2 separate regions of the Homo sapiens genome follow, and region 1 is linked to region 2. A link is an interaction called in ENCODE POLR2A ChIA-PET data of the cell type or tissue named here. Cell type or tissue: Caco-2. All regions are shown on one strand.

Region 1 (5,000 bases), 130 kb after region 2:
TGACTGGGCTGGGGTCTCCCCTACCACTCCAGCCTGGGCAGACAGGGAGCAGTGCTAAATCCATCTCCCTGGAATGTGGGGCTTGCATTCCCCAAACCTATCTGCGGAGTCTACGCTGGGGTGGTGGACCCGAGTCCTCCTTAGTGAACACACTGACAGTATTACTGTCCCCTCAAGACTTTCGCGGGCCTGCAGTCCCCCATACCTGGTCTGCAGGAGCACTCTTTATTTGTGAAAGGGGAGGAGTAACCTGGACCAGCTTAACCCCATCCCCCACTTGCTAAAAAAGCTCTTGACACAGTCTTTCCCTCCACAAGAAAAATCCAGCATAAAACTCCCCAACCCAATCTTAAGCACCCTGCATCGAATGGAGATCGGGTAGGAGGCACCCGCGGCACTGGGCTCTAGCGGAAAGGGGCTCCACTCCCAGCTCCGGGGGCAGACAGCTCCCCTCCACCACATCTTGTTCTCATTCTGCGCCCCTGACATCAGCCGCCGCCGGAATCTCCTTGTTGTGCCTCCAACCCGCGAGGTGGGGGGTGAGGTGGGCCAGGACCTGGTCCCCGCCCCCCAACATCTCCTTCTAGGTCAGTAAAAACCTCAGCCTCAAGGACCAGGTTGGGGGATCAGACCCTAGAATCCGCCGCAAACTTTGGGGCGGGGGAAGGAGGGAAACCCAGGAGATTGCGGTCCCCCCTCCTCCGTCCCCGCAGCTTCCTCCCCACCGCCCCCACCCACCCCCCACCAAACTCGGAAACCAAACCCAGCTCGCTAACCGGCGCGGGCAGAGTACAGCTCCCAGGCTCCCGAAGCTTCCCACATCTGGAGGATGACGACCCTCCCCTGACCACATCTGGAGGGCGTCCAGCTGCGAGCCAGCGGGGCACAGCTCTCTTCTCCTGGCCTGGATCCCCACCCCCCCAACCCAGGAAGACTGAGGTGTGTGTACGCAGGTGGGGTAAGCCCGGGTTACCGACGAGACCTGCTCGCGTCTCCGCTCCCACTCTGGTGCCCCCTCCCCTCCCTGGCAGCCCCCCCCCCATCCGCCTACCCTCCGGGCTCACTTCGACTCACCTGGCGGTGGGTCTTCTTCCCCCCCGACCCCCGGCGGTGCGGCCCGTCCCCCTTCTGACCCCGCGCCTGGCCGTCGTGCCCCGAAGGATATGGGTTACAGACCGTGCGGAGACACCAGCTCCGCGGGCGGCTGTCCTGGCTCAAGTAGAAGAAAACCACCGGGGCCAGCGCCGGGTACGGCAGCCCCTCCGCCTCGGAGTCCGCGCTGCCCGGGTCCTTTTCTGCTGACCCCGGCCCCGGCCGGCCCCCGGCCCCCGACAGGTCGTTGAGCCGCATGAAGCTCCGGGGCTGTCCCGACTCCTCGGCGCCCGCTCCATCCTCCTCCTCGTCCATCCTCTGGCCAGCCGGGGCCCCGGGCGATCCGGAGAGGGGCAAGCGGCGCCCCTCAGAGGAGGTGTCCTCACGCAACCCGGGGGCCCCGGCGGGGGCACATCTGGTGGGCTCTAGGGCGCAAGCTGAGCCCCCGGGAGGGCCAGTTCAGCCCAGCTCCCCCTGCCCGCAGGGGCATGCTGCCCGCGGGGCGCCGGGGCGCAGGGAAACCCCGCCCGGCGCGAGTCCCGCTTCCCCTGCGCCCCTGGGGCTTCCCGGGCCAGCCGGCCGGCTCCCCCTCACTTTGTTCCGGCTTCTTCGCTTCGCGCCCAGGCTCCGGTTGCCGGATTCGGCGCTACCTTCGGCGAAGCCGCCCCGAGAGGGCGAACGAAAAGGGGGGCAGCGGCGGAGGGCGGGGGTCCGGGGAGGGGCGCCCCCTCTTCCCGCGGCGCAGCTGGAGCCGGATCTAAGGGGTCAGCATCGTCCCGGCTCCGCGCCAGGCGGCGGGGGAGGGGAGGAGGGATCTCTTTAGGGGTGGGCTTGGAGGGGGTGGGGGCGGCTCCTTCCCCCGCCCCGCCGCGGGCTCACTGTCCGGGAGGGGCGGGGAGACAGTGGGGGGCAGTCCCGGGCGGGAGTGGAGGCGGAGATGCCGCCGCCGCAGCCGCCGCGGTGGCTGCCGCTGCCGTAGCTGTCGCCGGCGCCACAGCCTCCTCCTCCGGCCGAGACGCGGAGCGAGCGAGCGAAAGCGGCGGCGAGGAGCCCCGCGCACACCACAGCTGGATCCCTCACTTCAACTTCAAGCCTCGGCCCCGCCCCCAGACAGCCCCGCAGCCAATCGCCGGACGCCGCCGGCCCCGAGCCGCGCGCCCATTGGCCGTCCGCCGTGGCAGTGCGGGCGGGAGCGCAGGGAGAGAACCACAGCTGGAATCCGATTCCCACCCCAAAACCCAGGACCGCCCCTCTCCCCTCCCCTTGCCCCTGGGTCCGCTCCCGAAGGCTGGAGCCAATCAGACTGCTGCCCAGACCGAACCCACTTTCCTATTGGCCATTGGGGTCTTTGGGACTCCCTTGGAGGGAGCCCGAAGAATCAGAGTATTCGGCGCGGGGTCCTGGCGTAGGGCCGCAGGCCCCAGGCATCCTTTGTCCACGACCCCTGATTTGGGCAGCAGCCGGAGGACGGAGCTCAGCTCTGGGCGGGCCTGGGGAAGAAAGGAGACAGGCGGCACGGGGGTGAGGGTTGTCACCAGGGGGTCCCAGAGCGAAATCCCAGGTCTCCACCTGGTTAATCTCCCACCCTGGAGTTGAGCTTGGCTGCGGGACTGGGGGAGGGAAGGAGCGGAGCTGGATGTCCTGGGGGTGGGGCTTCAGGCTGGAGGGGCCCAGTCTTGGAGAAACGGGCGGAGCTCGAGAAAGGCTAGGGTAGGCATGGTCTGGGCGTGGCCTCCACAAATCTCTTGGGCTTATTGGTCATACTCCCGAGTCAATTCTGAGACTTCGACCCTGACCTCGTAACCCTAACCCGCTGGACCTGACCTCACATTGACGCTCCTGGGCTTCATCCCTTTGCCCCTAGGGACCTTTTGAAGGGCGTGGACTCCACGCAGGGGCTTCGTGCTTGAACACGTGGCCCCAGGCAGGTCGCGCTGGACCGCAGAGCCCGGATCCCCAGGAGGGGCTGCGGAGCAGAGCGAGGACCCCTAAGAAGGAACCTGTGGGGGTCTCGAGTGTGTGGGAGGGGGCGGAAGCACAGAGCTGGGCTTTATCGACTCGACCTTCAAAGTCCCCACCACCGCCACCCCCCAACTTCGTGCCTCAGTTTCTCTTAAGTCCCTATGTGGCTTAGGGAAAGAGTGTCCGCGGAACTGGAACTTCGCGGGTCTGCCGCCTTCACTCACTCACCTTAACCCTACCGGCAGCGGGCCCTCGTGGGTTTGTGCTTTCCACGCGTGCACACGCACGCGCAGACCCCGGCCCTTGCCCCGCCTACCTCCCCGAGTTCTGGGGCTCAGTCGGCTCTAGCTCTCTCCTGCCGCCGGCGCCACTCCAGAAAGCTGTGGGTACCCGGGAGCGGAGCGCCGCGGGTGTGCTGGGCGCCGGTGGAGGGGGGAACAGCGAGGATTAGACGCCGGGAAGCACTTCCCCAACATCTGCGAGAGGTAGACACGGCGGAACCTAGTGGGTCAGTCAGTTCCCTCTCCGGAGATTTTGGGGCGCTTGCGCCACTGCGGAGAGGCGGCGGGATGGGTCGGATGACCTCCATCACCACCCCTCACTTTGCTGAGGCCATCACCCCTGGGCGTTGTTCACTCTCCTAAGGCTGCACCACCCACGCAGCCCCCGCGCACCTCCCGCCACCGCAGAGGGTTGGGGTCGTCTCAGTTCCCGCCCCGGCCGATGGGGGGAGGGGATGGGGGAAGTGGCAGAGTGGCTGCTGCGCCGTCGTCTCCCTGGTTGCCCTTTCGCCGAATCCATGCACAGAGTTGTGTAAATGAGGCCGGGCGGGCTCATTTGCATTTCATGCTAATGAGCAGATCCCCTAAGTGCCTTTTTTTCCTGGCGGGAGTCTCTGCTCTCATTCTGAGTATGCGGCGCCTGAGTCTTGAACCCCGTGCCGTCTTCTGGGAAAGGGGGGCTATTTATGGTTGCTCCGCGCGTCTGACACCTTCTTCCCTCCCGAGAGGCCGCAGTCTGCCGGGTCGGCCTGCCCTTCCCGCCAGGATAGAGGCCCCGGGGCTGGCGCGAGAAGTAGGGACGCCCAACACCCCTTCTTTGCAGAGGGGAAAATGAGGACAGAGAGGCTGGCCCAGCCCAATGATCAGGTCCCCTGGTGGTCAGCAGGCCCCACACCCTCATCCATCATCCCGGCCACCCCTGGGCTCTGGACTGAACTCTGTTCTAGAACATGCCCGAAAGGAGGGCAGGCACAAACGCACCATCTAGATAAATTGAGATCCACATGCACTTCCCTGGGTTCAGGACCTAGGGGAGACCGGCCACGCAAGACAGGATCTGATCCCTGTACTCGGCATGTTGGGGCTGATGGCCAGTCGGAGATGCTTACCCTTAGCCTGAGTGCCAGAGAGGAGGCAGAGGCAGAACCTACAGGGAAGGCAAAGAAGACCTGAAACCATCTTTATTTAACTCCAGCCCTCCAAGCCTCAGCTCTGACATCACCTCCTCAGAGTGGCCTTCTTTCCAGCAAGTATTTCAATGCCACTTAAGTGCCAAGGTGCTTAGGATACAGCACCGAGCCAGACACAAGTCTGGAACTTCACAGCACTTAGCCCAGGCTGGGATTATATGTTTGTGTTTGCAGTAATGAAATGATCATCTCCCTATCTAGGCTCTGTGTTCCCAGAGGGGCTATGTTCATTTTGCTCACTAGGGCCTTGTCTAGTGTCGGGCACAAAGTTGTTAGGTGAATGAATGACCTCAGGCAGGGAAAGGGAAACAAAGGGACAAGAAATTCCTTTCTTTGGGCCTCAGTTTCTCAACAAAGACACTAAGCCTAACTAAGAGTTTTTCTGGGTTTGAGGAAGAACCCCCCCCATATATACCCTGCTCAGCCAGCCCCTCCAGCCCCCTCCAGCCCTGCCTTTACCCCTCCCTCACAGCCC
Region 2 (5,000 bases):
TGAGCCTCCTGCCTCCTCCTCCCCTCTAGTTTCTAGGGAGCACAGCCTGCCAGGCCAGGGCCAGTTCACTCCCGTGAGGCTTCTGAGTCACCCAGCCCTCTCTCCTCGACCTCCAGCACCACACTTTGACATCTGGCACAATGAGGGAGTGGTCTGCCTCTCCAAGGAAGCCACAAGCTTCTGAGGGCATGGCCCCTCCCCTCATCCTTGGAGGGCCTAGCGCAAGAATTAGAGCAAGGGGCTGGGGAGGACACTGTCATTTCCCAGGATCACCTGCAGTTTAAATATCTTTCATTGACTTTTTTCTTTTTTTTGAGGCAGAGTCTCGCTCTGCACCCAGGCTAGAGTGCAGTGGCGCAAACTCTGCCTCCTGGGTTCAAGTGATTCTCCTGCCTCAGCCTCCTGAGCAGCTGGGACTACAGGTGCCTGCCACATGAGAGGCTAATTTTTGTATTTTTAGTAGAGACAGGGTTTCACCATGTTGGCCAGGCTGGTCTCTAACTTCTGACCTCAAATGATCTGCCTGCCTCGGCCTCCCAAAGTCCTGGGATTACAGGTGTGAGCCACCGCGTTGGCCACCATTTTTTTTTTTTTTTGAGACAACGTCTCACTCTGTCACTCAGACTGGAGTGTCCTGGCGTAATCTTGGCTCACTGCAATCTTTGCTTCCTGAGTTCAAGCAATTCTCTGTCAGCCTCCCGAGTAGCTGAGATTACAGGCATGCACCACCACATCCGGCAAATTTTTGTTTTTGTTTTGTTTTGTTTTGTTTTTAGTAGAGACAGGGTTTCTCCATGTTGGCCAGGCTGGTCTTGAACTCCTCACCTCAAGTCATCCGCCCTCCTTGGCCTCCCAAAGTGCTGAGATTACAGGTGTGAGCCACTGTGCCCAGCCCTCATTGACTACGACAATCCCACGAAGCATCATTTTCATTTGAAACAGGCTCAGAAAGGTTTTGCAAATTGCCCAGGGTCACACAGCAGCCTGGGACTCCAGACACAGTGCTCTCCCCACAAGGCTCAGCTCCTCATGGTGCTGTCACGGTCCAGCTGCCACTTGAGTTGCTTCTTCATCTGTGACCAGAGTGGCTGTGAGACACCAATAAGGTGAGGGACATGCAGGCACTCTGCCAGCAGGTTTCTTAGGAAGTGATGGGACTCAGCATGAAGCCTCCAGTTCCCCTTACATTGCCTCATGGAGGAGGCAGGATGCAAGTGGCCTGTGCACAAAGACAGTGCCTGTGGAGCCCAGTGTGCCCTTCCCCATGTGTTAGAAAATGTCATTGTTGAAGCTGGGCGCAGTGGCTCACGCCTGTAATCCCAGCACTTTGGGAGGCCGAGACAGGTGGATCACTTGAGGTCAGGAGTTCGAGACCAGCCTGGCCAACATGGTGAAACCGTCTCTACTAAAAATACAAAAATTAGCCGGATGTGGTGGTGCACGCCTGTAATCCCAGTACTTCGAGAGGCTGAGGCTGCAGTGAGCCACTGCACTCCAGCCTAGGCAACAGAGCAAAACTCTGTCTCAAAAAAAAAAAAGAAGAAGAAGAAGAAAAATGAAAATGTCATTGTATACCCCACCCCTGAGCCCAGGCCACCCCACTCTGGTCTGCCCCTTATCCAGATCTTGGGAAACTCTGCTCTGCCTGCCATGCCCTAGCAATCCCAGGAACATTGCCTTGTTCAGATAACCCTAATCTGCCCTGCCCATTCCTGATGCCCCAGGTGGCCCCACCAGGTTCCCCATTGCTCAGGTTTCCGTGTCCCACCTGGTGTAGTCCATGATAGTGTTAAGCCGGTGTGCGATGGTCAGGACAGTGCAGGTATCAAACTGGGTGCGGATGGTAGCCTGGATGAGGTTGTCAGTCTCCAGGTCGATGGCAGCTGTGGCCTCGTCTAAAACCAGGATGCGGCTCTTGCGGAGCAGGGCTCGGGCCAGGCACACGAGCTGCCTCTGGCCCACGCTGGGAGTGGAGAAGGCAGGCATTTCCAGCTGGGGGCCTCCCACCTGCCTCTGGGCCTCATTCCCAGACCTGTTTCACTCCTCAGTGGCCCAGGACTGGTTTTCTGTCTGACTTCTCCCATTTCTGCCACAGCCCAGCCCTCCAGAACGGAGCAGAGGTCTGGACACCATTGGGATAATGAGGGGCCTTGGGGAATGAGCCAGTGCTAAAAGGCATTGTGAAATCCCTGGTCTGCTCTTGGCACCCTTGGCCTCCTCTCTCGGTGCTTTCTTCCCCATCCTTGCTTTTCAGCTAGTGCCGTGATGTTTCTCTGCTTCACTCTATCAGCCATTTACACCTTAGTAAGAACATACTTGCATGGCTCTTCTTGGATATTTGCAAATAGGCCACACGATGCCATCTTGCTGAGCCTAATATCACACAATTCAGGCAGTCACCTCCCACCCCATAGGGAATACAGGCCAGGGCTCTGCTTCTGGGACAAGAAAATGGCAGGGCAGAGGAACACCCGGGGACTCTTTGTGTCTGGTCACTGAGGAGGTAAAGGAGGAGCAGGACACACGCCTTCAGCCTCCTGCTCTGGAAGCCAGAGCCAGCAGACAAAACGAGGCTGTGTTCCCAACCAGAGGCCACAGCATCCCCACATCCAAGGACAAATACCTCAGCCCTTCCCAAAGGCGTGAGTCACCACAGCCGGAGTAAAGTCCGGGCTCTCTCCCTGGCCCATTCCCGCAACTAATGAAGGTTTTGGCAGCAGAATAAGCCGCCGGATAGAACTCAGGGCTGATTTATGGTGGAACTGGCACAGGACACAGGTTATACTTAAAGTGGCTACAAGCTCAGTGAGGGAGGAGGGGAGCTGATTTCTGTCTCTGATCACGGCATGTGTCGGGGTGGGGCATGCTCTGGGGGAAGTGTTGAGAGCAAGCAGGTGAGAAGAATGGATCAAGCAAGAGACAGTCATGGGGCACAGGGTCTGGAGAGACCATGTTTGTCCGCCAGCCACCCCCACGTGGTTATGTAAGTGAGAGCCACTTAAGATGCATATTTAGTCTTAAGGGCTGCGTGGGTGGCAAGGGAGTCCCACCCTTGGGATAATGAGGGGCCTTGGGGAATGTTGTCCAGGTGAGGGAGGTGGCTGTGATACAGCAAGGAAAGGTTTGGGACAGAGCCAGAGTCCCCGCTCTGCCCCTTACCAGCTGAACTGCTGCGAGGAAATCATTTCAAACCGTGGAGGCTCGTTTCTGGCCCACAGGACCATGGTAAAGATTAAAGGAGAAAGTGGAGGCCAGAGTGCTTTGAATATTGTTAAGTGCTGGGCAAATGTAAAGTTTTTTTTCTTGAGACGAAGTCTCGCTCGGTCACCCAGGCTAGAGTGCAGTGGTGAGATCTTGGCTCACTGCAACCTCCGCCTCCAGGGTTCAAGCGATTCTCCTGCCTTGGCTTCTCGAATAGCTGGGATTACAGGCGCCCGCCATCACGCCTAGCTAATTTTTGTGTTTAGCAGAGACAGGGTTTCACCATGTTGGCCAGGCTGGTCTTGAACTCCTGCCCTCAAGTGATCCACCTGCCTTGGCCTCCTAAAGTGCTGGGATTACAGGCGTGAGCCACTGTGCCTGGCCTTGTTTTAGTTTTTGAGGTCTGGGGAGGGTGCATGAGTATGGACTGAATATAAAAATGAAAATAGGGAAGAGGAGGAGGAGGAGGAGAAGATGGAGGGAAGGGAGGAGGGGAAAAGCTGACATTTTACAGGAGCATCCAAGCGAAGCGCTTTTCCTGTCATCACACTGACCCTAACACTGCTCTGTCCAGGTGGTAGCCACTGGCCCCATGTGGCTATTAGCACTTGAAATGTGACTAGTCCAAATTGAGACATTCTGTAAATGTGAAATATACACTGGATTTCAAACTTGTAGGAAGAAACGCAAAATATTTCTAATACTTATATCAATGATGTGTTGAAATAATATTTTAGATATATTGGGCTAAATAAGTTATAGTATTACAGTTTATTTTGCTTGTTTTTCCTTTTTAAAAAGTGTGGCTATAAGAAAAAAACATTAGCTTCATATGCATGACTTGCTTTGTTTTTTATTGGGCAGCATAATGCAAAGAGGTTTGGACTGTTATTATCTGCCTTTTAGAGTGAAAGAAAAGTAGGCACAGAGAGGTTAAGCAACTAGCCCCAAATCACACAGCTAGCACAGGTATAGGTATCTCCAACCTTTAGACTCAGTAAGAGGTGACTACTGGCCCCTCCAGTGCATAGCCCAGTGGCTGAGGACATAAAATCTGGGGCTGTAAGAAAGCTCTGGAGGGGAGAGGGCTTCCTCAAAGGGTTTTGGAATCTCCCAGAGCTGGTTCAAATCCCAGACCTGCCTTCTCCCAGCTGTGCAACTTAGGTCAAGCCCTTTACCATCTCTGAGCCTCAGTTCCCTGACCGGTGAAGTGGGATCATGGACCACCGCTGGGGCTTGTGTGAGGAGTCGGCGGGGCAGTACACCATGCCTGGCACACGGAATATGCTCAATACGAAAGGACAGCCCTGTGCACATCCGGGCTGGCCTCATCTCTGTGTCATTGGTGTCAGGTTTCCCAGCACCCGCCAGGGTTTCCCAGGGAGGGTTGCAGTTCCTGACCTCTGCACTCCCAGTGTTTACCTGAGATTCTCCCCGCCCTCTGAGCACTGGAAGTCCAGGCCTGCCGGCTGGGAGCTCACAAACGTGTGCAGGTGGGACAGCTCCAAAGCCCACCAAATGTCCTCCTCTGAGTAGCTGCCGAAGGGGTCCAGGTTCATGCGCAGGGTCCCCGAGAACAGGATGGGGTCCTGGGGATACAACGTGGCCTCAGAGGGAGGCAGCTTAGGCCCTATGAGGAGCCATAGGCCCCAGGTCCAGGGAAGAAGAGAGGGATTAAGGTGGCAGCATTCCCACTCTGTTTCCAGCTCCCCAGAGGACACAATGGCCAAAGAGATAGAAAATTGCCTGTAGGGGAGTGATAAACCTCAGCTTTGCCAATCACGAAGACCTCTGTTGAA

The links. ChIA-PET counts read pairs that join two places held together with the same protein. Peaks named below come from ENCODE experiments on the same cell type or tissue, not always from the same donor. Only the 100,000 strongest peaks of a DNase experiment are listed, where the experiment ranks them.
Region 1: POLR2A ChIA-PET joins it to region 2 with 7 read pairs; 8 of 35 experiments call an interaction of 5 or more read pairs at or near these places.

Annotation. Positions count from the first base shown.
Region 1 is chr17:50,557,867-50,562,866 of GRCh38, reverse strand. It overlaps CACNA1G (calcium voltage-gated channel subunit alpha1 G), which reads right to left and starts at 2,152. Exons shown (of 38, transcript NM_018896.5): 1 at 1,166-2,152. The coding sequence starts at 1,407. It overlaps CACNA1G-AS1 (CACNA1G antisense RNA 1), which reads left to right and starts at 759. Exons shown (of 2, transcript NR_038439.1): 1 at 759-939. RefSeq lists enhancers at 604-1,193, 2,553-2,602 and a silencer at 1,953-2,332. In Caco-2, no CTCF peak of the experiment used is centred here; DNase peaks (open chromatin) are centred at 2,246 and 2,796; H3K4me3 peaks cover 2,060 bases; H3K27me3 peaks cover 308 bases.
Region 2 is chr17:50,684,499-50,689,498 of GRCh38, reverse strand. It overlaps ABCC3 (ATP binding cassette subfamily C member 3), which reads right to left. Exons shown (of 31, transcript NM_003786.4): 29 at 4,624-4,790; 30 at 1,769-1,963. Among named protein-coding and RNA genes, the nearest start is that of ANKRD40, 21 kb to the left of the region's middle. RefSeq lists a silencer at 1,857-2,151 and an enhancer at 4,365-4,851. In Caco-2, no CTCF peak of the experiment used is centred here; DNase peaks (open chromatin) are centred at 128, 2,008, 2,648, 4,578 and 2 weaker places; H3K4me3 peaks cover 2,948 bases.